Regions from separate parts of the Homo sapiens genome. Here all the other regions are linked to region 1. Evidence: chromatin loops called from intact Hi-C (ENCODE). Cell type or tissue: GM12878. All regions are shown on one strand. Each heading gives the region's core, and the rest is flanking DNA. Links, peaks and the distances in the headings are about the cores only. Region 1 overlaps ANO3 (anoctamin 3). Region 2 overlaps ANO3 (anoctamin 3). Region 3 overlaps ANO3 (anoctamin 3).

The links. A loop is a pair of places that touch in the nucleus more often than their neighbours do. Peaks named below come from ENCODE experiments on the same cell type or tissue, not always from the same donor. Only the 100,000 strongest peaks of a DNase experiment are listed, where the experiment ranks them.
Region 2: a loop joins it to region 1, with 2.0 times the contacts of the local background. A loop is called at or near these places in 2 of 110 quality-filtered maps.
Region 3: it touches region 1 in a loop (2.0-fold over the local background); 5 of 110 quality-filtered maps call a loop at or near these places.

Annotation. Positions count from the first base shown.
Region 1 is chr11:26,627,898-26,638,564 of GRCh38, forward strand. It overlaps ANO3 (anoctamin 3), which reads left to right. Exons shown (of 27, transcript NM_031418.4): 19 at 6,307-6,418; 20 at 7,116-7,173. Among named protein-coding and RNA genes, the nearest start is that of MUC15, 61 kb to the left of the region's middle. In GM12878, for the core only: no CTCF peak of the experiment used is centred there; a DNase peak (open chromatin) is centred at 4,954; H3K27ac peaks cover 812 bases.
Region 2 is chr11:26,464,993-26,475,659 of GRCh38, forward strand. All of the region lies in intron 4 of ANO3 (anoctamin 3), which reads left to right. Among named protein-coding and RNA genes, the nearest start is that of MUC15, 100 kb to the right of the region's middle. In GM12878, for the core only: a CTCF peak has its summit at 6,190; no DNase peak of the experiment used is centred there.
Region 3 is chr11:26,545,246-26,555,912 of GRCh38, forward strand. ANO3 (anoctamin 3) reads left to right here. Exons shown (of 27, transcript NM_031418.4): 12 at 2,171-2,305; 13 at 8,004-8,100. Among named protein-coding and RNA genes, the nearest start is that of MUC15, 22 kb to the right of the region's middle. In GM12878, for the core only: no CTCF peak of the experiment used is centred there; no DNase peak of the experiment used is centred there.

The DNA of each region.
Region 1 (10,667 bases), core at 2,929-7,928:
TGTGCTTCAAAATACAAATGAAAAATTAAGTTTTACTTCTCAGAAGAGGTCATATGCTATTTAAAGAATTTTTTTAAACTTTCTGTTTCTTGATTTATTTTTTTCCAAGTATTTTCAAAAACCACAAAGCAAAAGAGATAAAGCTTAAATTCTATTACATTTGTTTTTTAACATGGGAAAAATTAAAAGCATTTACTTCAAAGTGATTTTTTGAACTTTGGTTTCCTGGTTTTTGAGGATTAGATCAGGATGGCTGTTAATTTTTCTTAATAATGAACTGTCTATGTTAAAGATAAATTGGGATTAGAAGGAACAAATTAAGCCAACTAATGAAAAGAGTTTTCACTTTGTCAGACAGGGGTCAAAACTACCTTACAGTGTTAAAATCGTAACACAAAGTAACTTCCTACTATACACACTATTAATTCCAAGAAACAGAGAAATTAACAGTAAAAAGCAAGGACTAATTACCTTACTGGGTGACTGCATCTCATAAATAACTTTTCATCCGTAATTAGCTTCATTAGGGAAAAAGTAAGAGATATTTTGGCCAGAAATACATTACCCTAGAAACAGCACCTATATCCTTAGTGTTGAGGATTTGATTCCTCCTCTGAGTTAAAAACCAATTCAAAATGATCCACAATGTGCTATATTTGTGAATGGCACGGTGTTGAAAAATAAAAGTTTTCTTCCTGGCAGCGTAGAACCTAAGTTAAACCTCAAAGTTATCATCATTGCAGTAACTTCCATTGTTTCAGTTGTCTGTTGCCACATAGCCTTTTACTCCAAACTTAGTAGCTCAGGACAACAACTTATTATTTTTAATGATCCTGCAATTTAGATTAGGCCCTGCTATGTGATTTTTCTGGTCCATATGGTATCTGCTGGGGCTGGTGTGTAAGAGGGCCTCTTCAATCACATCTGTTTCCTCATATGGAATTATTGGGATAGCTGGTGTCTTCAGCCTTCTTCTCCTCTATGTGCCTCTACCTGGCTAGCTTGCTTATAGCAGTATGATAGGACATCTTACATGTCAACTGGCTTCCAGGAAGACAAGCCCCTATACACAAGTGCTTATCCAGCTTCTGCTTGCATTTTACTTGCATATCCAATCTCCTCTTGGTGAAGGCAAGTCAGAGTCAAGGTTGGAGGCAACTACACTAGGGTATGTATACTTGGAGGAGTAGTTCACTGTGGACACCAGTTTAACTGCTACCAATGTAACAATCCTCCACTTCTAGCAAAATGCCATTCTGCTGGGAACATTGTAATCTTCATCAGAATGGGTAAAGCAACTGAATAGCACTCAGCATGTCTCCAACTTGGTATATAACCTTACTACCATTTAGAATGATTTCTCCCAGTAAAATCATAGTAATCTTTTCTTATATCAGAGCTCGCCTCTGTGAAACCTTTGTTGACTTCTCAGTCCTTCACTCTACAATGTTCCTTTAGCTGTTTGTGATTCCTTTCATTACTGCATCTATTACATTATTCCTATCTATCTATCTATCTATCTACTTTCTTTACAAGACTAAAAAATTCTTACGGCCAAGAATTGAATGTACTTACTTCTGATTCTTTCAATCCTTAGGTACAAAGTTTGGCATGCGTTCATCCATAAAAGAAATATGTATGGAGGACCTAATATTTTAGACAACGTGATAGGGAGACAGACCATTAGACTATCAAGATGCATTATTCCTTTAATAAACTGTTGAATTAAACCTGCTATTTTTTTTTCTTTTGAGACAGAGTTTTGCTCTTGTTGCCCAGGCTGGAAGGCAATGGTGCAATCTCGACTCACCGCAACCTCCGCCTCTCAGGTTCAAGCAGTCCTCTTGCCTCAGCCTCCCGAGTAGCTGGGATTACAGGCGTGCACCTCCACGCCTGGCTAATTTTGTATTTTTAGTAGAGACAGGGTTTCTCCATGTTAGTCAGGCTGGTCTCGAACTGCCGACCTCAGGTGATCTGCCCGCCTTGGCCTCTCAAAGTGCTAGTACTACAGGCATGAGCCACTGCACCAGGCCTAAATCTGCTATATTTTATTTAGGAATTTCCAATGGGATTTTAAGTAAAAATAGTTTGTAGATTTTTACTTGCGCTGTCCTTGAAGGGTTTTAGTGTCAGAAATTATGCAAATCTCACAAGTAACAAGAAGATAAGTTCAGTCCCCATCATCATAGTGTAGATAGTATCAAGTCTGTTCCAGTATGAAATAGCAGCCCAATAAACACTTGTCAGAAGAGTGGATGAAAAATTAATGATAATAAATATATCAAGAATGGCCCACAAATAAATGTGTTGAATATAAGATTTAGAGGTATGTGGTTCTCCTTATATAATTAATTGTAAAAACCAGAGTTTAAAACTTTAATTTTCTTGACAATGTTTTAAAGTATTATTTGTCTTCACTGGCATTTCTCACAGGACAATTTGGAGTACTTTACATCTTCAGTTTGGCTTCGCATAGAAGAGTCACTTTAGTTGGCCACATAGATTCCTTTATTATTGTCACTTGACATTAATCAGGAAAACATGAACTTTCAGAGAAAGTCTTACTTTGGGAGGATGAAGTCTATTACTAAATCCTGTTTTAGGATATCCAAACTATCCAAACACTTTTCTTGTGTACATGTAGCTTTTATTATCACACAGTTTTATAAAAAACAGTTTATAAGGCATTTAGATAATTACATACTCTCTAGCTTGTAATTAAACCAAAACTCTCTGCCCCTCATTGTTAAGTTTTTGGACTTTGAAGGCATTTAGCCTTATGCCACTAGGCTTAGTCGAGATATAGTTTTCTTTTCTTTTATTACATTGTTGAGTAAGGAATTCTGTGGTAAATTTATAAATGAAAGTGGGTTATAGTGTCCTTGCATTGGCCTTGTTACACTATGCTGTATTAAGTCAATATTACGTTAATCTCACCAAGCAAGTTGAATTACTTTAATTATTTTATATTTTCTGAAACATACAAAAGGCAAATTTGTTATTTAATAAGAGTTTCATAGAATCAACCCATATGACTATTCAGGCATTATGTCATTCTGAGGTAGATATTTACATTTTCTTTTTTTTTTTAGTTAATGCACTGGTAATTAGTTTTTTGAAGAGTACCTACCTATTTTTGAGCCATTTTTTGAAAAGTCCTATTTATGTAGGTAATTGTTTATTATATATAAATGTTTTAACTTGTCAACTGAAAATTATTGATAGGATGTTTAGTAATGTTAATCTCTTCAGTACAGTGTTTGTACATCTTTTATTTGGGGTGGTGGAGTCTTCTCTCTTTTCTCATAACTAGACTTCATAAATGTTAGTCAATATTACATGTTCAAGAATCATTCTATTTTATTGAAGATTTGAAAACATTTTATTGTTTATTTTTGTTCTTTCATTTTATTTTGTTTATTTTATTGTTTTTGTAGCTTCTTTGAAGGAAAAACTAAAATATTTTCTTCTATATAAGGCAATATTTATACATTAAAAATAAATAAAATAGTGAGAATCATGATCAATATAACAAATAGAGAAGAAAAGATGAAACAAATCATTAAACAAATTTTTAAAAGTGTGTTTGTATTTATCTCCAGACCTACCTATCTATCCATCTATCTTTCAATTATCTGTAAGAATAATTGCCATTTGGAAACTGGAACACAGATTAAACTTCAAAAAATAAAATCCAGCTAGATGATAATGAAAAGAAACACAACTGAATTTAAAAAGCTGAAAAATGACTGACACTTGAGGAGTAAAAGCACATATATCAAGAAAATAGTAACAGTAAAATCAAATGTCATCAGGTTAATATTAGGGAAACTAGAGGCAAAGAGGAATACTGCATACTAGTAAATGAACTAACATGTCAGTATAATAATCATGATCTCTATGCATCTTTAAGAAGCTTTAAAGTATAGATAGCAAAAAAATGATAGAAAAGAACTGAAAAATCCATAGCCAAAACATAAGTAAATATATACAGTATTTAGACCGGGCATGGTGGTTCACGCCTGTGATCTCAGCACTTTGGGAGGCCGAGGCAGCCAGATCACTTGAGGTCAGGAGTTCAAAACCAGCCTGGCCAATATGGTGAAACCCCGTCTCTACTAAAAATACCTCCCCACCAAAAAAAGTTAGCCAAGCATGGTGTCGGGCGCCTGTAATCCCAGCTACTTGGGAGGCTGAAGCAGAAGAATCTCTCGAACCCGGGAGGTGGAGGTTGCAGTGAGCCAAGATTGCCATGCTACAATCCAGCCTGGGCGACAAAGTGAGACTCCATCTCAAGAAAAAAAAAAAAAGATACACAGTGTTTGACTGTCATATCTGACATCCTTCTTTAAAAATATGTACAAACCAGACTGGATGCGGTGAGTCACTCTTGTAATCCTAGCAGTCAGGAGTTCGAGACCAGTCTGGCCAACATGTTGAAACCCTGTCTCTGCCAAAAAATACAAAACTTAGCCGGGCGTGGTGACACCTGCCTGTAATCCCAGCTACTCAGGAGGCTGAGGCAGAAGAATCACTTGAACCTGGGAGGCAGAGGTTGCAGTGAGCCGAGATTGTGCCATTGTAGTCCAGCCTGGGCAACAGAGTGAGACTCCATCTCAAGAAAAAAAAAATTTATATATATATAAAATATATATAATATATAAATATATAAAAAATATACGTTTTATATATATATAATATATGTCTGTCTCTATATATGTACAAACACACACACACACACACAAACCATATGCCCAACAGGAACACAAATATTATTTTCAGGCACTTGATACATTGACAAAACTTATCCACACAATTTAGCCACAAATGACATCACAACTTTTTGCCTCAAAGCAGAAATCAGGCAGGACACATTTGTGGACAATGCTGAAATAAAATTAGAAATGAAGAACCAAAACTAATCTACACAATAAAAAGTACCTAAAAATCTACATCCTCTTTTCTAAATAAGTTTTGTGTTAATGAACTAAATTTGTAAACTAGAGAGAAACAACAGTGAAAGCATGACATGTCAAAACCCGTGGGGACAAGTTCTTACTGACTGTTCTTACTGAGGCACACTTGCCAGTCACCTTCTGGGTGGCCCACAGACCCTTCCTACTTTTGGCAACTACCGCCTTTGGACTTGGAGTTCCCCAGGACCTATGCCTTCCTCCTTCCATGTGATTGGGCTAGTGCATGTGTTGGTGTATGTTTTCCTTAAATGAGATCCTATCTATTTTCCATCTTTATTGAATTCTTCAATTACGTTAAAATATATGTTAGATGAGACGTATCTATTTTCTATCACTCATTTGAGTACTAAGGCTGCAGTACAGGCAGTCCTTATTTTTTTCTTTTAAGCATTATAAAACCATAAGATGTTAGAGTCGACAGGGTTTTTAGAAATCATCTTGTCTAAATCCCTTATTCTATAGATGACCAAACTGACTGCAAAAAAATAGTGAAGAGACCTGCCTGAGATTACCTGCCAGTCAGGTGCAAGGCTGAGATAAGAGCTCAGCTCTCCTAACTGATTTCTCTTTTCTCTTTACCTCTTTACCATTTTTTCTCTTTGCCATTCCACTTCCGTCTGTACACAAAATATTCATTCTTCAGAGAACTCTGTGGACAGTTTAGGCCCTTATATTGAGTGTAGCCAGTTTGAGTGAATGATTGATCCATTATGTATGGTTACTACTAAATGATGATAGCAGAGAGAATCCTGAAAATCTTTATGTATTAATAACATGATTTTGTAGATGTGGGGAAAGTCTAAAGATTATCTTACGAAGTCCTTTCATCAAGTGTGAACAGTAGATATTATCATTCACATTTTACAGACACAGATGCTAGAAATCAGCAAAACTAAGTGCCTCATAGAACTAAAAAACTTGGCAAGGCATGGTGGCTCACGCCTGTAATCCTAGCATTTTGGGAGGCCGAGGCCAGCAGATCACCTGAGGTCAGGAGTTCGAGACCACCGTGGCGAACATGGTGAAACCCCCACTTCTACTAAAAATACAAAAAATTAGCCAGGCATGGTGGCGGGCGCTTATAATCCCAGCTACTTGGGAGGCTGAGCCAGAAGAATTGCTTGAACCTGGGAGGCACAGGTTGCAGTGAGCCAAGATTGTGCCACTGTATTCCAGCCTGGGCAACAGAGAGTGAGACTCCATTTCCAAAAAAAAAAAAAAAAAATTAAATTAAAAAGACAAACTTGAACTTGGGGTTTCTGCCTCCATGTCCAGAGTCTTGATATTCACCTCACCTCACCTGTGTCAATGCAACCTGTGTTCCTTTTAGAATATCCTCGAACAGAATCAGAGTGGGAAAACAGCTTCGCCCTGAAGATGTTCCTCTTCCAGTTTGTCAATTTAAACAGTTCCATCTTCTATATCGCTTTCTTTTTGGGAAGGTAAGTCAACTTTTTGTACATTATCTTCGCAGAGTGAAAAACACAGTCAATAGTTTAATTGACGATTACTGTTCTTACTCAAATGATTTCTGACAGCCACCAGCAGCTAAAGTTGGCACAAAAAAATAAAACCTATTTGCTGCATTTGAGCTGAATTATGTCTGTTTCATCATCAGTAACAATTTTGTTAAAGAAGCAAAGAATTTTTGTGTGACCTTGGGTTATAATTCCTTAATGTGGAAACCTCTTCTACCTATCATCTTAACATTTTTCCACCTTTAGTGCAAAATATGAAAAAAGCAGCATATTAAACTAATGATTCTGCTTTGCCATATGCTTAACACTCCATCCAATGCCATGGAAACATACTAAAGATAGAAACATTTTGGATCAAACAATGCAGCACATTATTGTAATAGTCATTAACTAGGTCAACAAAACGTTAAGACTCTCTATGTGAGGGTCGGAAATGTCATCCAGTTGGTTTGTCTGTACTTTCTTGACCCATTAGTTCACGCATCACTTTTTCCTTTGTAAGTCAGATACTTTGATGTTTAAGATAGCAGAAGTCAACTGGGGACAGATTGCACCAGTGAGCGTTTATGTCTACCCACACATGCACTCGTTGTGATGCCTAAGTAGATGTTCTTCAGTGAACCCCACTTAAATGCTAATGAACTAAAATGTCTTCTTACAGATTCGTAGGCCACCCAGGAAAATACAATAAACTTTTTGACCGGTGGAGACTGGAGGAAGTAAGTAACTTTGGGAGTGTGGGTGCAGGAATGGGCATGGATATGGGCCAGTTACTGCGGGAGGAAGGGAGCTGAAGAAAGGAGAAGTTCAGGGAACTTTATGGATATTGAAGACGACACATTGTTCAGAAAGGAAGCAACTACATCTTTTCAAAAAAGGGGGTGAACTGAAAAGTTAAACCCCAAGATTCTCACCTCAGCTCTATTTTTTTAATCACATCAATTTCTTTTATTTACAGACCCCAGGAATTTAGCTCCAGTAATTTTCCTTTTTTTTTAAATTATTATTATTCATTAGGTAAATTTTCAAACTTTTAAATATGTTAGGTTTCCTTTTAGTCCAAAAGACATCATACTGGAAACACCAACATGTAATTATATAAAAGTACCTGCCTAAGACTCATATTTCTTTATTGATTTACAATATGTATGTTATATGGAAAAACTGCCCAGGAGTAGTATTGTTGGGTTACAGGATAAGCATATTGTATATTTTCACTGAGACTGAGAAATGGGCCTCCAAATGCCACCCCTACCTAGACTGTGTGAGCCTGCTTCTTCAGTATTTAGCCAATGGTAGAATTTTCACTTTTACCAATCTAATAGCCAGTGATTTTAGTTTCTATAATTATGAATGAGATGGATAATATTTTTCATATTTTTCTTGAACATTTTATATTTCTGTTCATAGCCTTGAAGAACAGGGCATAGCAATAAAACATAACAAATATTTTATCTTTGGAGACTGGCAGTCTATATTCTAATTCTTCCCACCCAGATGCATGATTTAATATCTATAAATCTCAGTTTCCTCTTTTGTAAATTGGTGATAAGAATAGCTATCTTGCCTGGCCCTGTGGCTCACACCTGTAGTCCCAACACTTTAGGAGGCCAAGGCAGGATGATTGCTTGAGGCCAAGAGTTTGAGACCGGTCTGGGCAAAATGGTGAGACCCTGTCTTTATTTAAAAAAAATAAAAATTAGCCGGGTGTGGTGGCACATGCTTCTAGTCCCAGCTACTCAGGAAGCTGAGGTGGGAAGATCCCTTGAGCCCAGGAGTTCGAGGATGCAGTGAGCCATGATCGTACCACTGCACTCCAGCTTGGGTGAGAGACCAAGACTCTGTCCCTAAACAACAGAAAAAATAAAGAATAGCTATCCCAGTAATACTGGTGATTGGTATATTAAATTAGATTGTGTATGTAAAATAATAGTTACAATTAATGATAGCCATAATTACAAAATTTAAAAAGTGCTATGGTTTGTTTTAGGATATTTGTGAACTGGCTAAGCTAGACTTGTGAATCTTTTACTACAACTATATAATATCTCACATTAATATTTTTTATGAAATCAATATGAAAAAGTTTTTAATAATAGCTAAGATTTATTGAGGGCTTACTACATGCTAGTGTACTCCAGCAATTGTTTCTAAGTGCTCTCTGTATATTAATGCATTTAATCCTCACAGTTCTATTATTATATCCATTTTACAGATCAGGAAACAAAGTCACAGATGTGCAGTGCCTGCAATTGCAAATGTAATTTCCCTACAATTGTACAAACATAAACACTGATGAAGTTATGATTTAAATCTTTTCAGTGTAGCTTCAGAGTCTGTGCTCTGAACACTGTGCTTTCCAGCCACGAGTAGGATGGCGTGTAGGTATAATCAAAGACATAATGAAAATTTATTTTGCTGAGAAATTGCTGTCTGATTGCTGGCTCACACTTCTATGCTGGATTTAGAGTAAGCATACTAAAGTAAGTGAAGGAACCTGGGTATTGGAGTCTGACAGTTCTTTCTGTCACTTAGCTTTATCATCTGCAGAGTGAAGATACCAACAACTACCCTGCCAGGTTCTCACAAGGAGTAAGAGAAAAATACACTACAGCATCTAGTTTGGCTTGTCCAGGGTGATATGATTTGGGTGGTGCAATTGGAATGAATGCCTGTGTCTTCTGCACACTCACTCATGCCCTTTTACACATTCCAAGTATGGGCTTTTTCTACCAAATGAAATTTAGAGTTTTGATAGACTGGCTTTAGTGCAAGACCACCATTATGTGAATGGACAAACCCACAAAAACTATTGGACCCCCTTCTCTTCCTTATAAATCATAAAGTCATCAAGGCTTAATTTCAACAAAATTATAAATGGCCTGTCTTCCAGCCACCCCACTTTGGCCTATCCTTTGTGGGTAGCGAACCAATCACATGATCCTATGATCATCTTCTTTTTCCCATCCCACAAAATAATGTTTGTGTTAAACCCACACTTCAAGGCAGCAAACACATTGGTAAATGGAATTCATCCTTAGTATAATATAAAAGAGCAATGGATTGGGGAAATGGGGACAAGCCTTTCATTTCCACAGCACCAGTCAACACTGTATGGCCTTGGGCAAGTCAGCTTGCCTCTGAGTCTCTACAAAAATGAAGAGCTTCAGCTTGCAGCTGTGATCTGTGATTTGCCCCCGTAGCTTAATAATTACTCTGCCTCAGTCATTCCAGTGAACCCATTTATCAGATATATTTGGGAGAGTTCAGGAAATGCTAAATTCATCCTAGAAAAAGAGGTTTGCTTGGATGCGAGAATTTAGACCTCTTCATGCAGTAAGCATGACCATTTGCAAATCCTCTCTCAGGCTCAGATTAGGGAGTCTTAAATTACTGGGCTGGAACAGGAAAAGCAGGCTCTTTGTGTCTTATTTGTTCTCTTTGAAGTTCCACTAGTACCAATTTGATAGAAATAGAAACTGTGGATCAAAGCCATAGAGAAGACTGTCTTCCTTATGAGCAGGACATGTACCCATTTCTAAAGAAACAGACCCACGCCTTCCCACCCAAATATCTTGAATACTGCAAAGTTTTCAAGTAAAACACATCGGTTGTGATTTTTGTTGAAATCACGTTTTTGTTTGTATGGGTCTCTAATACTAACTTATTGAAAATCTAAAAAAGCAGAAAAGCACAGACGAAAGAATAGGATCATACTGATGAATTATTTTTGTGGTGTTGCATTTATCACTTAAAAATGCATTATAATATAGGTAGATACTTCCTTTCCAGGAGGTAGAATTCAACACCTCCCCACCATCTTGAGAATGGGCTAGACTTAGTGGCTCCCTTCTAAAAAATAGAACAGAAAAAGGGAAAAATGAGCAGCTTTCCAGTGGAAAAAAAAATTGGAAAACACTAACCAATTAACATCACCAGTGATGTCATGTGCTTCTCATATATCCCTGATACGATGTGAGGAAAATAGCACTTCACCTTTGTGATTGGTCTCTCCAAAACACATAACCCTGGTCTAAACATAAGAAAAACCATTAGACAAACTTAGATTGTGGGACATTCCACAGGGTACACATCCGGCAATCTTCAAACATTTAAAGTTATGAAAAACTGAGAAGCTGTTCAGACCAGAGGAGACTGGGGAGATAGGAAGAATAAATACCATAGGGTATGTGGGGTTGGATCCTGGAGCAAA
Region 2 (10,667 bases), core at 3,174-8,173, 160 kb before region 1:
TTCCTTTGTGTACATTTGTCACAGGAAACCTCAAAAAAGCAATAATCTAAATTTTCATTGTTTGGGTGTCTGTATACCCTGTGTGCTTTATAAATTTGTTGGCCTTTCTCTTATTATACCCCATCATTAAATTGTGTGTGTGTGTGTGTGTGTGTGTGTGTGTGTGTGTCTGTGTGTGAATTAAAGCATATATATTTTCAGTTAGATCTTATGACATTGACAATTTTTATTCATTTGTGTCCTACAAATAGAAACTTCCTATGGTTCAAATGAACCTATTTAGATAGATAGATAGATAGATAGATAGATAGATAGATAGATAGATAGTTAAATTATATGGCTGAAGATGTGTGCCTTATAGCATCATATGTGACAATTGTGCTTGTTGTAATCTACATTGTGCATATTATGCAATGTAACCAATATTTTATTTCTACACAAAAGTTACTCATTTGCAAAGAGATCATTTTAGTGATGACAAAGCAAATTTATGAGGAGTCAACAGAAAGGGGGCACAGACTTGAAGGGGGGAAAGTAACTCCTAATACAAACTACATAGTGAGTAATAACAAGTATTAAATTACAGAAAACAAAGCTTTCTAACAAGCTTGCCATCAGCCAAACACTAAAATAATAGGAAATAACCCCAAGTCCTGCAACCTGATGTCTTATATTGAATTTATGAGGAAGCACTGTTGAGTTATGAAACGTAAAAACAAAGAAATACAGAAAAACATCTGACTAATTTACTAGGAGTTGTGTAAATAGACTGTATATGTGTTTAAACATTTGGTTTATCAATCATTGTGCAAACATTTTCTGAGTTGAGTTGGGGTAGTGAATTTTAATTTTTGTCAGGTACATATGCACTGTTTGTAATAATTTTGTAAGCTAATGTATTTATGAGTAACTATAGTTTGCTGTAGAATTAATCTTCAGAACAATGCATTGTATCTTTAGAATATCTTGCTTCAAATCATAAGTTTTTAGCATGTTATTTATACTGAAATTATTCAAAATTTTACAGATCAAAAGGATCTATAATTTTGATATCTACTATGATGAAGGGACATTGATAAATAAGATACTTTATTTATTGTGAAATTATAATGCACAAAGCTTGGTATGGTACTTTAGGACCAATATGGCAAACAGTAAATAGCTTTTGCTATCCAAGTACTAACTGGGATGCAGTTTAGGAATTCAGACATGCATATCAATTGGGAAATCCATGAGATTCTAGAAATTAGAGGCAGCACTAAACATGGTTTAAATCTGTATTTAGTTAGCCTCAAGCTTTACAATAGGAGTTATATTTAAATATTTCAGAGGCATTGTGGTAGATATAAAATTGGCCACAATCTTTTCTTTCCTGTATCCACTCTATTTTCAATGAGATTTTGCAGCTTTTCCCATCAAGAGATAGAGTCTATTGAACAGGCCTTGGTCCTCATGTTTGTCAGTAGACTGTTGCAGGAGTAACATTATGCCAGCACTGAGCCTTGAACTCAAAAGGTCTTCAACTCCCATTCTTTCTCTTGGGATTCTCCCTTTACCATGTGAATAAGTCAGAGCTAGTCTTGAGGAGGAGAAGAGACCACAGGGACCAGAGGCTCATAAGCACAGTTGCCCCAAATGAGGCAGAGAGAGATGAGAGAATCCAACAGCAAAGGCCAGGAAAATCAGACCTATGAAAAATCGCAACTGAGACCAGAAGAGCTACCCCGCTGAGTCCAGCCTGTGCACAGAATCATGAGCCAAAGAGTTGTTTGGGGATGGTTTGTCTCTCTGCAAGAGATAATGGAGACAACCACAAATGTTAAAGAATAACACATTGGCTAATACCAATGATTGTTAATATGAAGTTAATTCTTCCTCAGTGTCTAGGAAGATTTGCAAAATTGTCGCAGAGTTTGACACAGCATATTCACAGCATGCATTTAATTCTATGGAGCCCAAGTATATTTTAAATAGCATAACTGAAATCACATGGTATTTAAGCAACCTATCTAAAACTTTCTAAAATTGTTTTTTTTAAAAACTCTATTTACAAAAGTGCCTTCCTTGTGAAAACATTAAATCAAGGTAAAATTCCAAGATTACTATTAATCAAAATGTGTTTATAGTTAACAGCAGTCACAAACATGCAATGTTTTAAACAGTTTAATTTTTCTGGGTACAGAGTAAATGTATATATTTATGAGGTATATGGGATATATTGATACAGGCATACAAAATATAATAATTACATTGGGATAAATGAGGTATCCATCACCTCACGCATTTATCCTTTGTGTTACAAGCAATCCAATTATACTCTTTAAAATGTACAAGTAAATCAGTATTGACTATAGTCACCCTATTGTGCTATCAGATAATAGATCTTATTCCTTCTTTCAAAATATTTTTTGTGCCCATTTAATCATCCCCTCTCCCCTTGCCCTACATTTCCCAAACCCTGGTAATCATCATTCTACTTTCTATCTCTGAGTTAATTGTTTTAATTTTTAGCTCTCACAAATAAGTGAGAAGATGAAAAGTCTGTCTTTCTGTGCCTGACTGATTTCCTTTAGCATAATGACCTCCAGTTCCATCCATAGTGTTGCAAATGACAGGGTCTCATTCTTTTATGGCTGAATAGTACTCCATTGTGTATATGTTCCACTTTTTTTTTTTTTATCCATTCGCCTGTTGATGGACACTTGGGTTGCTTCCAAGTCTTGGCTGTTGTGAATACTGTTGCAATAAATATGGGAGTGCAGATATTTCTTTTATAAAACTTTTCTTTAAGACCAATTTACTTTCTGTCTTACCTCTTGACAAAAGGCTTTTTCATCCCTATGTGGCTAAGCAATTTAAGGAAGCATTTTGTAATGAAAGGAAAGGAACATTCCCAAAAATCCATAGACTGAAGGACCTGGCCTGACTGCAAGCAAAGTTCTAGAGCAAATGAGGGGGATTCTTTTTAAGATGGTTTGGGTAAATATCGTCTTTTCTTGTTTCATGAATATGGAGAACACTGAGAACAACATTTGAAGATAATGAGGTCCTACCACCAAACTGTGTGATCCTCAAAACTAGAATCCCTCTCTCCACCAAGGAGCCACATCCCACATACCAGCTGAGGCCTCTAGATGTGGTCAATTTACAGGGATTATCTATAGTTAATCTAGGTTAGCAGGAATAAGCCTACGGTAAAGAATCCATGGCATCCGTAGTGGGCATTAGTGAAGCTCAGCTGCGTAGCTCTTTCGGTCTCAGCTGGGATATTTCACGGGTCCACCACTGTCACTTACGATGCCCAAATTAACTACAGATATTGCCATTAATGAGTCTGAGAATATTAATCTATTTTTCAGTTACAGTGACTTCACCTTTGAAAGGATATTGGGTATCAAATCAAACAGGAAGAAGGTTATAGACAAGGAAAATCTGGACATGAATATTTTAGCAGTTCATTAAAATTAGATCACAAGGCCATTCACTTTGTGTCAACTGGCATTGGCAGATGGTACTCATCTTTATCTCAATGAGTATTAGAAATAATTTTCTCTAGGACTGGAGACACTGGTCATATGATGGAGAAGGTGAGAAAGAGATAGCTTTTGTAGTCTTCTACAGCATACCTTTTATGTGGATGTCAGGAACTATTTCATTTGCCTAAATGGCTCTTTGCCTCAAATTGTGTATAGGACTTAGTATTCTGAATGTGCTACTTCCTATTTTTGTCCAGATATTGTGAGATGGTGATGACAAACTACAAGATGAATGACTAACTTGGCTCTATATGGCTGCTTTAATGGACAAGATTATACATGAAATACTAAGAGAATAAATTTTACTTCTTTTTGGGATAGTCAGTTTCTAAAGAAAATATTAATATTCATTTAACTTTAGTACCTGAAGTAACCTTTTATTTATATTATTAAGTGGTATCCTAAATATTTAATTTTCATATAAAACATGGGTTACACAGAAAATCACCTTGGCTTATTAATCTTTTTGTCCATGTTTTTAAATGTCTCTTCTTACCTAACATTAAGAAGTCTCCTTTTCAATCAGTCCAAAGTAATCTCGTCCTGTTTTCAGAGTCTTTGTATTCTCTGAAATACTGAAAAGGCATTATCCTCCCTGCAACCCTAAAAGGAATCTCCCTTCCTTGTGCCATTTAAGTACTTAGTTTGACCCTCGGAAACCTCTCTAAGTAAATGGTGAAGACTTGTTCTACATTAGCTGATTGCTAGTGTAAATTTTCCAAAAGATTTAGTACAAGAGTTTTCAGAGTTGCTTCAAATTTTCTGTAGACTGCTTAAACCTGGGTGTGTGCATGTATGTGTGTGTGCAGGCGCATGTGAGGGAGTGGTGTATATGTTATGATAAAGGTAGCATTTCACATCAGGAAATAAATATTAATCATTTAAAAACATTCAAATGTTCTCACAACAACTAGTCAATTATTTGGAAAGAGTTAAAATATTCTTAGACGACATCTCACATAACAAATGAATTACTGAAGAGCTAAAGAGGTATACTCAAACTGAATATATTGAAAACAAAGCAAAACAAAAATAAACAATTTTTCTAATGACAGAATAGAAAAATGGCCTTTTTAAGTGGACTTTTAAAATCAGTGATAAAATTAAGCATGGATAGACTTACTATTTAGATACTAAATATATCAGTGTCAAAATTCTGATAAAATCAAAAAGAGACAAGCTTAAGATGTGGTGATCAGCTCACATACTGGAAAATATATATATGCCAGAAGAATGGCTAATATTCTTAATTCACACAGATATTATAATGTAATTTATAATGTAAGAATGAAATAAATTGAAAAGCAATGTAATTTTAACATATATAACGATCAGCTGTACTATTAATTACAGAAATACAAATGTAAGCAATGTTTTTTGAAATTAGAAATTGTTTATATCAGTATTAGGTTTTGTTGTACTTTTAAACTATAAGCTATCATTTTTATTCCTTGCTGGCCAATATGTACATTGAGCCAAATTTTCTGGAAAACAATTTCACAAGGAAGGTTCAGTACCTAAAGGTAATTTTGCCCTTTGATTAGTTCTAGGAATTTATGCAGAGAATGCAATTAGAAGTTAGCCAAATTTCTGGGTGTGGTAGCTCATGCCTATAATCCCAGCACTTTGGGAGGCTGAGGAGGGCAGATAAGTAATCTGGAGTGTGAGCCCAGGAGTTTGAGAACAGGCTGAGATACACAGTGAAACCCTGTTTCTACAGAAAAAATACAAAAATGATCCGGGTATGGTGGCACATACCTGTAGTCCCAACTACTCGGGAGACTGAGGCAGGAGGATCACTTGAGCCTGAGAGGTGGAGGCTACAGTGAGCCATGGTTATACAACTGCATTCCAACCTGAGAGAGAGAGAGAGAGGGAGACCCTCTCAAAAAAAAAACAGAAAAAAAAAAAAGCAAGAAGTTAGCCCAAATAATTCTGTTTAAGAATGTTTCTCACATTGTAATTTGTGGTGGGGGAGGACCACTTCCAGAGTCAAGAGTAAATGATAACATTTAAAATAGTAATTCGTAATGCCCTCAGACAAGGCAGTACTATGTTGAAAATCTCTAAACTATTTAAGGATAATAGGACATGATCACAGTGTATAATTATATAATAAAGTGGCTGTAAAAAAATGTGCAGTATAATGCCAATTCTATAAAAATATCTAGCTGGTTTTCATGGGGAAAATATTTAGAATGATATACAAGAGATGTTTATAGTTTTTAACACCGGGTGGTAAAATTCAAAGGACATAAAACTTAAGTATTCATAGATTTAAGCCATAAATATTATAATATCATTACCTTTTTACAATCTCATACAGCTAATAAATGACTGAGCCAGGATTTAAAATAAGATAGTCTTGTTTTCCAAACAGTTTTTCCATTTTGTTACACTGGCATGACAATAGCCATTCAGGACTTCACCTTTTTTAGCCCAATAACCATGGTAAGAAGCATTTCAGTTTCTTTGTCCTAATATGCACTGATCACTTTTGCACCAGAAGCTGTGGTAAGCACTTTATATACATTATCTAATTTAAGTTTCACAATAATTCAATGACATTAGGTAGTAATACTCTCATTTTGACAAACAAGAAAATAAGGAATTAACAGAAACGTTTATTGCCCAAGTCTGTAAGCTAGGTGGAACCAGAGCTGCACTGTGGTGTGTCTCTTTAACTGTAGACTCGGCTTTTCTGTGTCCAGTTCAATCTCTGAGATATACTCTCAGATTTATCTCTTTCCAAAACCCTGAAACATTACTCTGAAGTAAGGCAGCTCTAAATTGTGTGGCTAATTTACAACCTCCTGTAACTAGATTGACCTGTTTGTAATTTATTCTTGTATCAACAAACCCCTAAGTAAAAATAGATAATTTGTTACAAATATAATATCACTAAACCTCAACAAAAGTAGTCAAATAATAGAAAGTTTCTATTCCTTAGGATCAAATAATAATAAGTAGACTAAATATTTTCAACTGAATCTATTACAGTATGGGAACTCCCCTTACCAATCAAAATATGAAATAAGCAGCAACACCACCACCATCACAAAACAAATAAAACTGCACAAAAGCTCCTACAGCTGCCAACAGTTGTGTGTAGAGCTGCAATATGTCTATAGCAGAGGGCTAGGAAGTCATGACATGAGACGATTTACCTGAGAGAATGAAATTAGGTGAGAGATGGATTTGTTGGGGTAGATGCCTTTAGTTCCCAGAAAGACTATAAGGGGAAAAAAATGTGCCTATTTAGGAAGTCGTATTTCATATATGATACAAAGAAACAAAAAATAAGTCAAAGGTGTTTTCTCTCCCCTGACACTAATGTCTCAGTAATTAAACACATAGAGGTTTCTCGAATCACCAATTTGTTTTTCCCATGAGTACTTAAGAATTTATTTTGGAAGATATATCTCCTAAGCCTCCCTGAAGGATGTTAGCTCTAAAATGAGAGCTGCAATAACTTCTCTGCAAAAAAAGTATACATAGTTTGATGGGATGTGAAAGTAAATTCAATAAATTAATGTATGGGCATTCCAGTTAAATGGTGCAGATAATGGTTCTACTTGATATTTAAACATTCAATCAATCACAGGCTCAAATCAAATAGTTCTCTAGTTGTTCAGACATGAAAGCAGCCAGAGAAGACAGATCAGAAACCGTGTTATTTGAGCATACTGAAAGTCAAATCTACCTCCTTAATCTGTCACCTCCAAGCCCTCCAGGCTGTGAACACTGGATTGGAAGTTTCAATATTAATAATAATAATGTTAAATGATTACAACAGCTAACATTTACCAGGGATCTTAACAGGGATTTTAATGACTTCTACTTTTCTATCATCACAACTCTAAAATGTAAGGTCTATTTTTACCCCCATTTCATAGGTGAGGAAATGAAGGCTTAGATGGCTACGTAACTTTCCTGTTATCACACAGCTGGTAAGGAGGAGGCAGGAATTATATACAGGGACCATGCTGTCAAGCACTGTGCTACACTGCACGTAATGGAGGTGTGTGCAAGGGACTATAGAAACCATGAGACAAGTGAATTGGGTAGTTAGGGGTCATGTTCACATTACTGGAAAATTATGTTTATTAGGCAGCATGAATATTGTGGGTTTTTTCAATGTTTTATACTTAAGAAAATATAATAAAATTGAGGCTCCTGTGCTTAGTTAGATCCTGATAAATTTTAAAACACTTGTCCCTAGCTTGCGGCTTATAGCCCTTCATCTCCCCATGTCATCTTTCTCCATGTATTTCCGCACACAGCCTTCTTAACCTCACCAGTCAATCAAAATATGAATATTTTGAGGAATTATCACTGTAGAGAAGAAAATACCTACAGAATAAAGCACTGTTGTGTTTACTGAATAGTTTCTGACACTTCTGTTTTAAAAAACTAATTCTTGTTTTGTTTGTGGTGGTTGACTTCTTGCATGATGCAAACCAGGATTCCAGATGAGGGTTTCAGTCACGGAAACCCATTTGCTTTCATTAATCCCTTCATGCCACAGACAATTTAAACCTACATATTAGAGTAATATACCATTTGTTCTTTAACTGTTTCAAACATTGTGTGAAGTTATTTTTTCTATTTCTTGAACCTGCTAGAAAATCAATTTTAAAGCATGCTTATTAACTCAAGACCATATACATTAAGTGGTTACTTCTTAGGTTCAGTGTCTTGTCAGTTCCAATTACAAGCTGCCCTACAGAGGCATTTTTAAAACAGAAATAAATGTAATCCTCTGTTGCATCTCTTATGTGGATGTTAAGTAAATGAGGACAAAAGCATTCAATTTTATTTGCTTGTTTACCTTTAGGTGACAGTTAATTCCTGTGCTCTCAGATTACAATCATATCATTATGTGCAGCTCAGAGACAATACAATGCAATGTCAAGTTGAACACAGGCAGGATTTTTCAGAAACCACAAAGCTTTCCATTATACCTTTCTCCAGTGAACAAGAAAATGAGGCAATTTCCTTTAAAACCAGAAAAAAAAATTACAGGAATTCCTGGTGAACTCCACTCCGCTATCAAAAAAGTGTTACCTAGTTCACCGTTTAAAAAGTTAGTATTTTCCAGACCACTATTATCAAACTGAAACACACCTCCCACCTCCCATGTTAATCTGCCCAGCTCAAATGGCACATACAATAGATTATTAATAATTGACAGTAAAATCATAAAAATGTCACTGACGTTATATGATTAAATGTCACTTAGGTGACTCATGCATAGACATTAACCAATGACACATGAAAGCAGCCCCCTATTCCACCCTATAACCAACTCCTAAAATGAAATTAATAAAAAATACAGATGTTCTTATAAAGAGATGAGTTATCTTTAAAAAAAAATGATTATTCAAACTCTGGCATTTAGAGAGTAGGCTAAAAACCCTCCAGTCAAATGCTTTGTGTAGCACTCAGTATGTAACATTCTAGTTAATGGAAAAAGCAGGCGGTGAAAGGGAGAACTTTCAGTTGTCACACTGAAGAGTGCTTTAAAGAAGATTGTCATTTGAGACTGTTGTCAGCAATGAAGGATTCCAAATGCAGCTGAACTCAGAATTCTGACTGTGGTATGTTTAAAAGTGCATCAATCTAGGAATTCTATACTATTTTTCTATTTTCTTAAACATATGTAGAGAAGCCAATTGAGAGAAATTAATATTGATTTCAGAATTGGAATTGAGTGTATCTGTTATTTCAAAATACTAGATATATATTTTAAAGTAAAGTATGATCTAAATGTGTTATTTTTAAAATATCTGTGTTTATCTTGCATGTAAACCAAATATCACCTCTGAAGTTTTGTCTTTTTGAATGTATTTATTGATTTCATTGAAATAATTACAGCATCTACTCTAAAATGGTTTTTTATTCAAAAACATAAAATATATTTACCTTTAAAATATTTTCAATTTTTCTTAATAATTTTATACAATATTTTTAACTGGTTTTCATCAAAATAGAAAGTCAGAAAAACATCTGAACTTAAAGGAGCATATCTCATAGTGTTAAATGTTAAAATAAATAAATCACATCAGGTACGAAGTTCACTATGATGTAAGCTAGGGAACAAAATGTTTTCAACCTGCTGTCTTTATTTTCTCACAGTTTTAAAGGTAATAAGAAACTTAATTTTGATTCAGTTCTTGTTTTGGTTTAAAAATGTCAGATGCTTCCATCGGGAAAATTTCCATTTCTACATCTATGTTAAAGATAAGATCATGTAGCATAGATAATCACTGATATGGAAATAAGTGTTCTTTATGAAAAATAAGTACTTAAATGATTTCTTATATAATATTAGAAATATAAAAATCAGTGATGAGAAAAGTTCTACTCAAATGTATTCTCTGTAAATTACTTCCACTAAGGGAATATTTAAAGTTCACATATAAAATTTAAAAATGTTTATTGTATTGAAAAACCAATAGAAAATCATAGTGTATGCTTCATCACAGACTATTCTTTTAAGAATTGGCTTTGTGTCTTCATTAGATAAACTAGAGAACCTATGATTTAAATAAAAAGTAAAAATTGGTGGAAAGAGAATAATATAAGATGGTCTAAGAAACAGCACTTAGTATAATACCATTACATAATGAAAATTCAATTAATATTTTCTTTCCTTCTTAGTTTTTTTTATTTTTTAAGTTTTGTAGAGTATTTACATTTGCTTCATGATTTTTATTCTTCCCGTGGATACATGTCTTACCATATGGTATTCAGCATCACACTTTATCCGGTTAACTAAGGTCAGATAGCTCAGGTGTTTTGGATCCAATCTGAAGTCCAATTTGAAAAAAATTAATCTAGCTTTTTTTGTAACTCTATGATGGTACATTGCTCATTGAGCCAGATTTCATAAGACACTTCATAGGAAACTATTGCTTCCCCCTTAATAACACAAAATCAATATGGGCAAAATTAATCACAGAGAAATAGAGTCTGTTAAATTACCTAGACCAATTCATTGCTTGAACCATCTTGAGAGAAATACAAACTGCAATTTTCCATACTTACACCTAATTTTAGCTAAATTAATACATACTCAGCTATCAGTATAAAAGGAGCTTCATATTTGAAAACTTTTCAAAAGTATGT
Region 3 (10,667 bases), core at 5,358-10,357, 80 kb before region 1:
TCTTTGGTTATGGATAATGGAGACCCATAGGCACAGCCTGTATTGTCTCATGCTGAATAAAGTAGTTCCTTAGTAGTGGATGGAAAGTCAGATACAGGCAATTCCTTTTGTATATAAATAACCATTTCTGGACATGTGTCTGTGGTTTTTCCCATTTTAAAAATAAATTTAAACATTTTGTAGCTAAGGCCTATTTTAGTTGCAATCTGTTTTTCCATGAAAAATATTTGAAACTAAAAAGAGCACACATTCAAAATCATCAGCTATAAAACTTGCTTAGCAAAATTCTTGTATGGCAATTTAAAAAATTACACAATAGGTATTGGAGACATTTGTATTTGAAAACAATGTCACTGAAGGAAACAATTCTAAAAGCATAGATTTCCACATGGTTTCATTGTATGATAGAAATTATTTCAGCAGCAGAATTATATCATTGAATGAAATATGACACAAGGCACAAATATTAAAAAAAAAAAAAACAGATAAAAACAGAGCTGTGGTTGATGTGTGATGGGGAGTTACCCAGTAGCAGCCCCCTCTTCCTCCCTCTTCCTCCTTGCTCTATTTGGAACACAGGAATCATAGAAGATTGTGAGTACCAGTGCTCTAAGGCAAGGACATTTTTCATTAGCCTCTTTTACATGGCACCAGCTCCTTCTTCTCCTGACACAGATCTGAAATCTACTTTTACTTAGGTGACTATACTTCGCCAAATAATATTGTTGCTTCTCTTAACCTTCAACAATGTGTAATTTAAAATATCATTATCTATATCATACTGATATAGATAATACTGTCTATATCAGCTGATTTGTCTGTGCAACCCTCTGTCACCAAAATCATAAAGGTCCTCTACTGTGTTAGTAACATGTGCTAAAAACTTTGCTCCACCCCACAGAGGAACACTTGTTCAAACAAACAAATGTTTTTTTTTCAATACCTATTAATATAATAAGTTTCCATCTCACAGTAGAATACTATTATTGTATGAGAAATGAATGTTCTATTGATCTGGGTTTCCTAGGAGAGAGAGATAAATAAAATGAAAAAATTGGAGAAGTGATGCTTGACAGATGATTATTCCAGGTCTGCACCCAGTAGAATATGCAAAAGATTTAATTGGCACAACACAGAGAATGAAGCAGAAAGAGAATAGTTTTCAGAGAAGAGAAGGCTTGTTAAGGAAATATGACAAGAGAATCTTCTTCTTATCAAGAATCACTGCTCAGTGCAATATGCCCAAACGAACTTTAAAGTGCCCATCTTTATTGCAGGAACAAAACTGTGTGTGTTAAGTAACCGTCTTTAGAAGATGGAGACCAAACAGTGGTAAAGAAGTCAGGAAATTATCATTTTTAACCAGGCCTTTAATACCGGCAGTAGGTTAGGTGAAGAAAGCGCAACTGAGTAGTTATTCGAGCTGCCTTATTTCTCTGCCATTTCAATTTAAATGATATTCATCAACTAGAGGGGAATTAAACGCATTAACTCTCTTAGCATCCTTCGATACTTCCTGCGATGGGTACTAGTGAAGCAACACACAGCTCTACCTTTTAGCAGCTTACAATCGTATAGGGAGGAAAAGGAATGGAAGAATGACTGGTAATTACCATACATTTTTGTAAGTTTAGGGACAGCGTTAACCAGGGTAAGTGCCATGTGCTTTGGAAACTGCAGAGTTGAGCTTTGTTGAGGAAGATGTGACATAATGGTGCACATTGTGTCTAGCATAAGGGTGTCTGGTGAAGGGTGCAGATGGAGAGGGAAATCTAACTAACCTGCTCTCAGCACCCACCCAGAGGGGAGACCTTTTCTTAATTTTCATGAAAGCTATATGGTTTAGAGCAGCTCTGTGATGTGAAAAAATGAAAAGGGATGCTAGTAGGAAGATGGAGAAAAGCCAGGTTTATGAGCATGTTAAGAAGTATGGCATATACCTAAATACATGTGACAGAATTGCCCCATATTGAAAATGTTTAAAAATAAACAACATTACCATCATTGGATTAATTAACAAGCAGGAGTATTAGATACTTTAGATGGAGCTGAGGAGGAACTGAGTGTAGCTTCAAGTTACCATCTGAAATTCTGACTAGGTGTGGCATCAATATTTGTAATATTGCTTATGTTGCCTTAACTCAGTCTAAGGATTTGCTTTCTCATGCAGGCTATACTTTGGTGAGAAGATTGGACTATACTTTGCTTGGCTGGGATGGTATACTGGAATGTTGATTCCTGCAGCAATTGTTGGTTTGTGCGTTTTCTTCTATGGATTATTTACAATGAATAATAGTCAAGTAAGGTAGGCTATTAAGAGACCTATTAAAAATATTTGGCTTGTCTTCTGAATGGGCAAAAGTTTAATGATAATGCTGACTATAAAAAATCAAATGGTTGATGATACTACAATTTAATTTATTTGCTATTTCTGTTTTTTGGCTTTTGTTTTTGGTAGGAAGAGAACACAATTATAAAAGGTCATTTTAATACTTTTATTTGCAAACTATCTTGAGTAATTTCTAAGAATGTTTATGTAAAATTCCTCTTTCCAGTATATACCATATAATTCAAAAATTTGATAGCTTTGTGTGATTTACATTTGCATAGCATTTGTTAGTCTAGAATGCCCTCTTGATATATTCATTCAAATCATTATAAAAGCTATAATTTATAATTTACAAAGTCCTTCCAAATACCTTGTTTCATTTGCTATAACCTTCACTACCACCCTGGGAGATGCATAGCTCTTTTTGCACATGAGGGAACCTAATATACTTAAAGATGTCTAAATAAAACAATTATACCACATAAGTCCTGCTCTAAGCAACCTCCTCTACTCTCCTGAGTACGTGACAAAACGTAACATACTTTCTACCCTATTATTACTCTCTGGAGGAACAAATATTTATAAATTTTACTTAGCATCCACTTAAGATATGGAATGGTAGTGAAATCGGATTTGACAAAAGTCAAACATATATCAAAATGGTGATGCTTCTGTTAAAGTTGAAGTGACTTGAGATTTGGAAATAGGAACAGCACATTGTTATTCAGCAAGGACAAGAGTCACCCTAGCATTAAATAATCTTAACAGCATGTTCTATTTAATATATCACGAGTATATTATCAACTTTGACTTTGTATGGTAAAATTAAAAATATGAAAAATATCTCTCCCCTTTCTTTCAAAGCTCAATGCTTTCTTCTCTTTTGGTCCATTTTTTAACCATGGCCTTGCTACTGAATACTGAACATGACAGTTAATGCTAAGGTTATATGCTTCATGAGATCATAACAATTAATTTCCCTGAATTTTCTTTAACAAATATAATATGTATATGTATGTATAAGTATAACAATTATGCTTAAAAACAAAACAGCTTTATTGTCCTAGAATTAAATCCTATTCAATAACCAAGTTGCTTGATTTGATATCTCAAAGTCCCCTTGTTCTTCATGAATGCCAAAAGATAGATAGCATGAAAACAAAGAAACACCTACTGCAAAAACCCATTTCATCTAGTCTTGGGTTTATTTCAGAGTTTTGCAAACTCACTACCATCCTGCAAGGTAGCATCTTCCTGAACAAACTTCGGCCCACCGGAAACATCCATCCTCCTTTTCGGCATTTCCCCGTATTCTGTTGTATCAGTAACATCCGGGGCTCAGAAGAAAGGTTGTGGTTTAGAGTTACAATGAATTGGAAAAAAAAAAAAAACACTTTTAAGATAAATTTTAAAATATGGGAAATGATTCTTCAACAGCTACTCTTCAAGTTGGTCCCGTGGAGAACATATTAACAAAATGTTAGCATATGATACAGACTTCCCCACTCCACCACTACAAAGCTGAAAATGAACAAAGAGGAATGAAGGGAATAGATTTGCTGTTTCTATTGATTTATATACCAATAGAGTAAATTAGGCTCTTTTTGTATGAGATAATTATTCTCTAACCTTTGGTACAAGGAGTGTTCTAAAAGGCATTAGTAAACTCTTTTCTTCAGTGTTGTATGGCATTATATTACTCCCACTTCTGTCACACTATAATTAAGATCCTGTCAGACTTTCTATTCTAAACCAAGATAAGCAGCACTGAATATCTTGACTGAAAATTTGGGGACTGAAATTTTCCATTCAAGGTGTCAGACGTGGTTGAGTTGTAGGTGTTATCATGGTGGGTGGGGGAAGGAGAGCAAGCTTTTATTTTGTGTGGACTTACGTTAGCATAATTTTATTAAACTCTTTTTTGCTTGTTGCAGGGTAGAAAAATGTTCCAAAGATGCAGATGTGGCTCTATTGATCATGTTTCTACAAGTTATGTCCAACTAAATTAAGATCATGTTTCTCAATTGCCCTGCACTTAATTATAGAAGTATATAACAATCAGGTTTTAGATGATTGTATATACATACATGTATATATTTACATGTATACACTGGTCTTACATAATCAAATATGGCCATATCTGTGCCTGGGAAAAGATACAGGAATTTGAAAATGAACAGGCAGACACGTGTGGCCTGGTTTTAAGGCCCTGGGTTTCAGAAACCAGGAAGCAGAGCTGAAGCCCCAACTCTCTGGCCTATTATTGCCTCTTCAGCATCAGAACTCACCAAGAAATTAATGTGGTTCTCAATATTGACCAGATTTTTAAAAGTCGTTTCTTAGAGGATTTCCAAGCCCTCTCTTGACACTGTCCTTAGCAATAAGCTTCTTCCATTTATCAAGTCCCTGTAATGTGTAAAGTACATTGTAAAAATTTTTAATCTAATATCCCAGTTAGATATCCCCATACAAGATGAAGAAATTGATCCTTTAAAAAAAAAATGACTTTGTCAGGCAATATATCTAGTAAGTGGTCAGCTAAGTTTCAAGCCTATTTCTGATTTTTAAAATTATCAACAGTATTAACAATTATATGATTATGATTAATATATAATTATTACAGAAATAAATTAACACAATTAATTAATGTTTTATTAATTTATATTTAATTATCAATTGATTATTAATAAATATTTATTAGTGATGAGAACACAGAGTGACATCTACCCCCTTAATAAATTTTTAAGTGCACAAGACAGTATTATAGACCACAGGCACAATGTCATACAGCAGTTCTCTGGAATTTATTCATATTACATAACTGAAACTTTTTATCCGTTTTACCCTCCATTCCCTCCTTCCCCTAGCCAATGGCAACCACCATTTAACTCTGTTTTTTATAAGTTTGACTATTTTATATACCTCATATAAGTTGAATTATTCAGTATTGGTTATTCTGTGACTGGCTTAATTCACTTAGCATAATTTCCTCTAGGTTTATCCATGTTATCACATATGGCAGGATTTCCTTCTTTTCTAAGACCAAATAATATTGCATTACACATATATACCACATTTTCTTTCTTCATTCATCAGTCAATAAACATTTGGATTGTTTCCAAATATTGGATATTTTTAATAATTCTGAAATAAATGTGGGAGTGCAGACAGCACTTCCAGATCATGATTTCATTTCTTTTGGATATGTATCCAGAAGTGGGATTGCTGAATCATATGGTAATTCTATTTTTGATTTTTTGAGAAACCTCCCTACTGTTTTTCATAGCAGTGGACCATTTTAGATTTCTACCAGCAGTGTACAGGATTACAATTTCCCCGCATTCTCACCAATACTTACTCTTTAAAAGAGTAGTAGCAATCCTAACAGGTGTGAGGTGATTTTTTATTGTAGTTTTGATTTGCATTTCTCTGATGATTATGTCTGATTTTAAAAGCAATGATTTATCCATAATGCCCTACTGGTTTTCCTTAAACCTAGTTTCACACTTTTCCCCAAAAATGTGTACCACAAAGCAAATATTTTATCTTCCATTCTTTATCATGTTAGCTGGATTATAAGGAAGCATGAGAACCCTCAAGTGAGTGGGTCCAAACATCCACCTCCATATAGAAAATTTATCGCTACTTTTATCTTTAATTGGTAGTAATGATTATTTCTTTGGAATCACACTTGATGTGTATATTTAGCAATAAATACAAAACAAAAGAAAACCACAATTTGAGTGGTTGTTTGGATTGTCAAGCACTGCAAAAGAAATTAAGAAACACTCATGATGGGAACTCTCTCTCCCTCTAGTGGTTAAGTAAAGTCAAAGAAACTTGTGATACTCTTAAATATTTTAGACTAAAAAATGTCAAAAGTTTTGTGATGATTTTTGTGTACCATGTATCAAGTTGAATGTTGAGTAACTTTCAGAAAATGAATGTAATGATTCTAGCAGTAAAAAGATTCTGGAATTCTAGACTTGGTGCTTCAATAAATCTGAGCTTTTGATTGACTCCATTTGGAAATTGAGAAAGATTATGTCATATAAACAAACTTCAATACCTTTTTAGTATAAGATTCTAAAGCAGGACAAATTGTATCATTTGTGAAACAATGAATTATGTTAAAAAGCTCATTTCAATTTTTTTCAAGAAGTGTGTTAATAGTTCTTATTCCTACAAATTACTAGTATTGACATAAGAGGAGATATAATCTTCTCTTTCTTTTTGGTTTTTAAAATGTGTAGTTTACCTGCTTTCTCCTACTTTATGTAGACATCCTGATTACTAGTAAGATGATGAGTGTGAAAGTAGAAGAGCTATAGTATATGTAAGACCCATTTCATCATCGTGATCACTAATAAATTATTACTTGATAGAAAAGTTCCCTTAAAATATGAAACAAACTGTATCTCTCTTTTAGATATAGTTGATGGAGAACTGGATCTACAATCAGAAAACCTAAGCTTGGGGTCCCTGAAGTACCTCTAGCTAGCTCTATAATGTTGAGCAAGTTCCTTAAATTGAACATTGTTTTTCTCTTTTTACTGGAGATAATTGCCATTACCCAAGATTGGAGTGAAGACTAAACAATTTGACAGACATAAAATCATCTTTGCCCGCTGTAAAGCATCATGTTACTATGTGGTATCATTACTTACTATTGATCCCCACTTTGGCTTGAGATTATATACATCCCATACTTGAAATACACATGGAAATTCACACGCATTCTTTTTTTTGGTTCAAGTACAAATGTGTAAAAACAACAAATCTTGCTGTAAACATTGCCAATTAAACTTGTATTAAGAGCTGAATCCAGACACATTTTCTAAAGCCTTTAAATTCCTTTCAACATTTCTAGAGAAGAGTTAATTCAGGGGATACTAAATGGGAAAGGGCCATGTATGAGAGGAAAGGGCACAAAGCGTCCTGCAAATAAGTTGCTGAGAACTGTGAGTCTGAGGCTCTTCGGAAATTGTTATTGATGTGTTAGTGCTGTCACAAAGTCATCTAAAATGTATGCTGAGAAATTTTCTTAAAGGCAGTGGACATAAAACTGAAGAGATGTGTCATAAAGTTACATTCTATTAGAGAACATATTTACATAAATATAAACTATGGCATGTCATTGTGACAGTGTATGTCAAGGTGCTGCAAAAAAAACCCAACAAGCAAACATAAAAAAGCAATTATTTTAATCTCCAATGAACATTCTGCACCAACAATATGTACTGCAGTGGGTGTTATAAATTGTGTGATCACCAGACTTGAGAAAACCAAATAGGTTTGATTCCATCTCAGCCACTTCCAAGCCTGCGAGTTTGGCTAAAACTCCATTGGTATACCGCACAAGATTATCCTGAGTGCCATGAAATCATGTATAAAAGTGTCATTGTAGACAAAGTTTCACCATTTATCACACAATTATCTTGACAGCATTTTCTAAAATTAAAGAAGGAATCCCAAACTTTTGCATCACAAATATTCTAAAGTGTTTGAATTGGAGTCACACCACAGTGCCCACCACTCCCCACTATTCCCATTTCTTCTCCTTTTCCTCTCTGCCTTGCTGGTTCCAACAGGATTTGCTGTAGGGGCTAAGTGAATTCTTAGTCACAGTTTCATGCTATGTTTTGTTTTGTTTTTGTTTTTGTTTTTTCTCAAGCCAAGAAATTTGTAAAGCCACTGAAGTCTTTATGTGCCCTCTCTGTGACAAGAACTGCTCCCTGCAGAGACTCAACGACAGCTGTATCTATGCCAAGGTGAGTGTGGACCCTCACATTCTCCTCCCTGAGCTGTACTGAGAAGCAGGCTGTAAGAAGTCCTCTAGTCAATAGCTTTTTACCAAAGTTAAGTGTTCTCAAGAGTTTCAACCTTAATAAGTGCCATTGACAACTGAATAAAATGTCAGTCTATTGCAATTAGAAAGCGAGTATACTTTTATTTGAACATTTTTGTCTTCCTTTGTTTTTATAACTGATTTTTGCCACCATAGATAAACATAAACTTCCACATGTAATTATATCTAGATTCTTTTTAGCAAACAATTACTTCTATTGCTACTTACTAAATGTGTACGTTACATGAAAACTTATGAAGTTAAAATACTTCTATCGGTACGGAGAAAATGAAATAACATTCAAAAAATCCCCAAATTGCTGCCTGTTAGAATTAACTGAACGGCTTTTAAAACTCCTGAAGCTCAGATCAACCCCAGAACAATTAAATCAGAATCTTTGGGATTGGAACATGAATATCGGTGTATTTCAAATTTTCCTGGGTGATTTCAATGTTCCTTCAAGTTTAAGAAACACTGAATTCTACATTATTATTTTCGTTTGTAAAACAGTTTTATAGAAGTGTAATTAACATGTAATGAAATGTACCTACTTAAAGTGTATGAATTGATATATTTTGTTATATGCGTGCACCTGTGAAACCGTTAGCATAATCAAGATAATGAACATATCCTCTCCAAAATTTTCCTCACGCCCTTTCAATCCCTGCCTCCCTGACCTTCCCCTGTGCTCTAGCAGCCACCTGCTTTGTGTCATTATAGATAAATTTGTATTTTCTAGATTCTTGTGTAAATTGAATCCTGTGTATTTATGTATTTTTTTCTGGCTTCTTTCACACAGCATATGTATTGAGATTCATTCATAATGTAGCATTTATCAATAGATCATTTTTATTGCTGAACATTATTCCATAATATCTATACCCTGTTTGTTTATTTCTTTACCTATTATCAAAATTTTGGATTGTTTCAAATTGTTGCCTATTTTAAAAAAGTCTTCTATTAACATTCATCTACAAGTCCTTATATGGACAAATGCTGTCATTTCTCTTGGGTAATTACCTAGGAGTAGACTGGTTGGATCATGTGATAGGTATATGGTTAGCCTATGAAAACCCTGTTAAGCAAAACTTTTCCCATGTGTTTATATCTTTTACATACCCACCCATGGTATATGAGAATTCCAGTTTTCTGTGTAGTCACCGAGCCTCGGTGTGGTCAATCTTTATGAATTTTAACAATTCTAATGCTCTTTCTGTGTACGCTACCCAAGTCACTGTGCATAATGAGGGCTCCCAGTGGCTGGTCTGACTCCAGTCTCTCAAGTGGTGCTTTCCTTGACAGATGGTTTCCTTGCATACATACTCACTGAGTACTGCCTAGGTTATTCTTCTCTACACCCTGGGAACTCTTCAAGGCAGTAATCTGAGGAGTAATAATGTGAGCGTTGTTTGTTTTCCGTCTCTCAGGGATCATTGCCCTTTTTTGCCTGATGTCTACCATCTTGTAATCTGTTGTTTTATACATTTTGTGCATTTTGGGGGTGTTTCCAGCATAGGGATAAAATCAATCCCTCTTACTCCATCTTTTCCAGAGTGGAGGTCTCCATACAATTAATTTTGACAAGGCTGGGTGCAAAATCCAAAGCCACTCAATGTCCTTACTACAAGAACATAACTTAGTAAAGTTAGTTTCTGATTTATCTTGAATGAAGAACATGTGAAAAGTCTGTTTCGTTTATACTTTAATTTCAGAACAAATGTTTAGTTTTTCATTCTTTTAAATGTTCCATAAAGATGATAGAGACTTAGAAACATGGTTATCTTGTTTGGAGGCAGCATTTTCTCATCACTTTTGGCAAGAACCAAGTGTGTTAAGAGTTATTAGATGTATACACATATGTCTCTCTCCTAGCCTATGATTTTAGACATAAAACAGCCTAGGAATGCCAAAAAAATCCAGATACTTCTTCTTTCACTTGGACATATCTAATAACACACATTGGCATTATTTTAACACTGAAGACAAGAAATATCCACATATGGCAGAGTGATAAAGTAAGGAAGCCGTCCAAGGAAACACTACATCTAGGTTGCTTTTGTCATCATGCAGTAAATACATCTCTTCTTTTCTGAACAGAGAAAGGTACATTTAAGGACAGGGATGACTCACAAAGAATTCACTTAATAACATGTATAAGGAAGGTGGAAAAGTTAGCTTGCAAAGGAGAATATTGCCTTATGGAAGAATACAAGAAATACAACCCACTAGGATGAAATGTCTTTTATTTGTTCCTCTGACTAAGATAAAATGTAGCTACTTGTTTTATACTTTAAAAATAAGAGTTCCTCTTCCCTTATTGGATGGAAATCAACAGTCTATTTTACTATATATTTTTGAATTTAAATAGCTAATAATTTATTGATGGGTAGAATCAGATATAAGGGAGCAGATTTTTGCCAAAGGTACAAGCCAACCAATCTAGGATCATCTAGAAACAAAATCATCTGGACACATGATCTAGGGACTTCT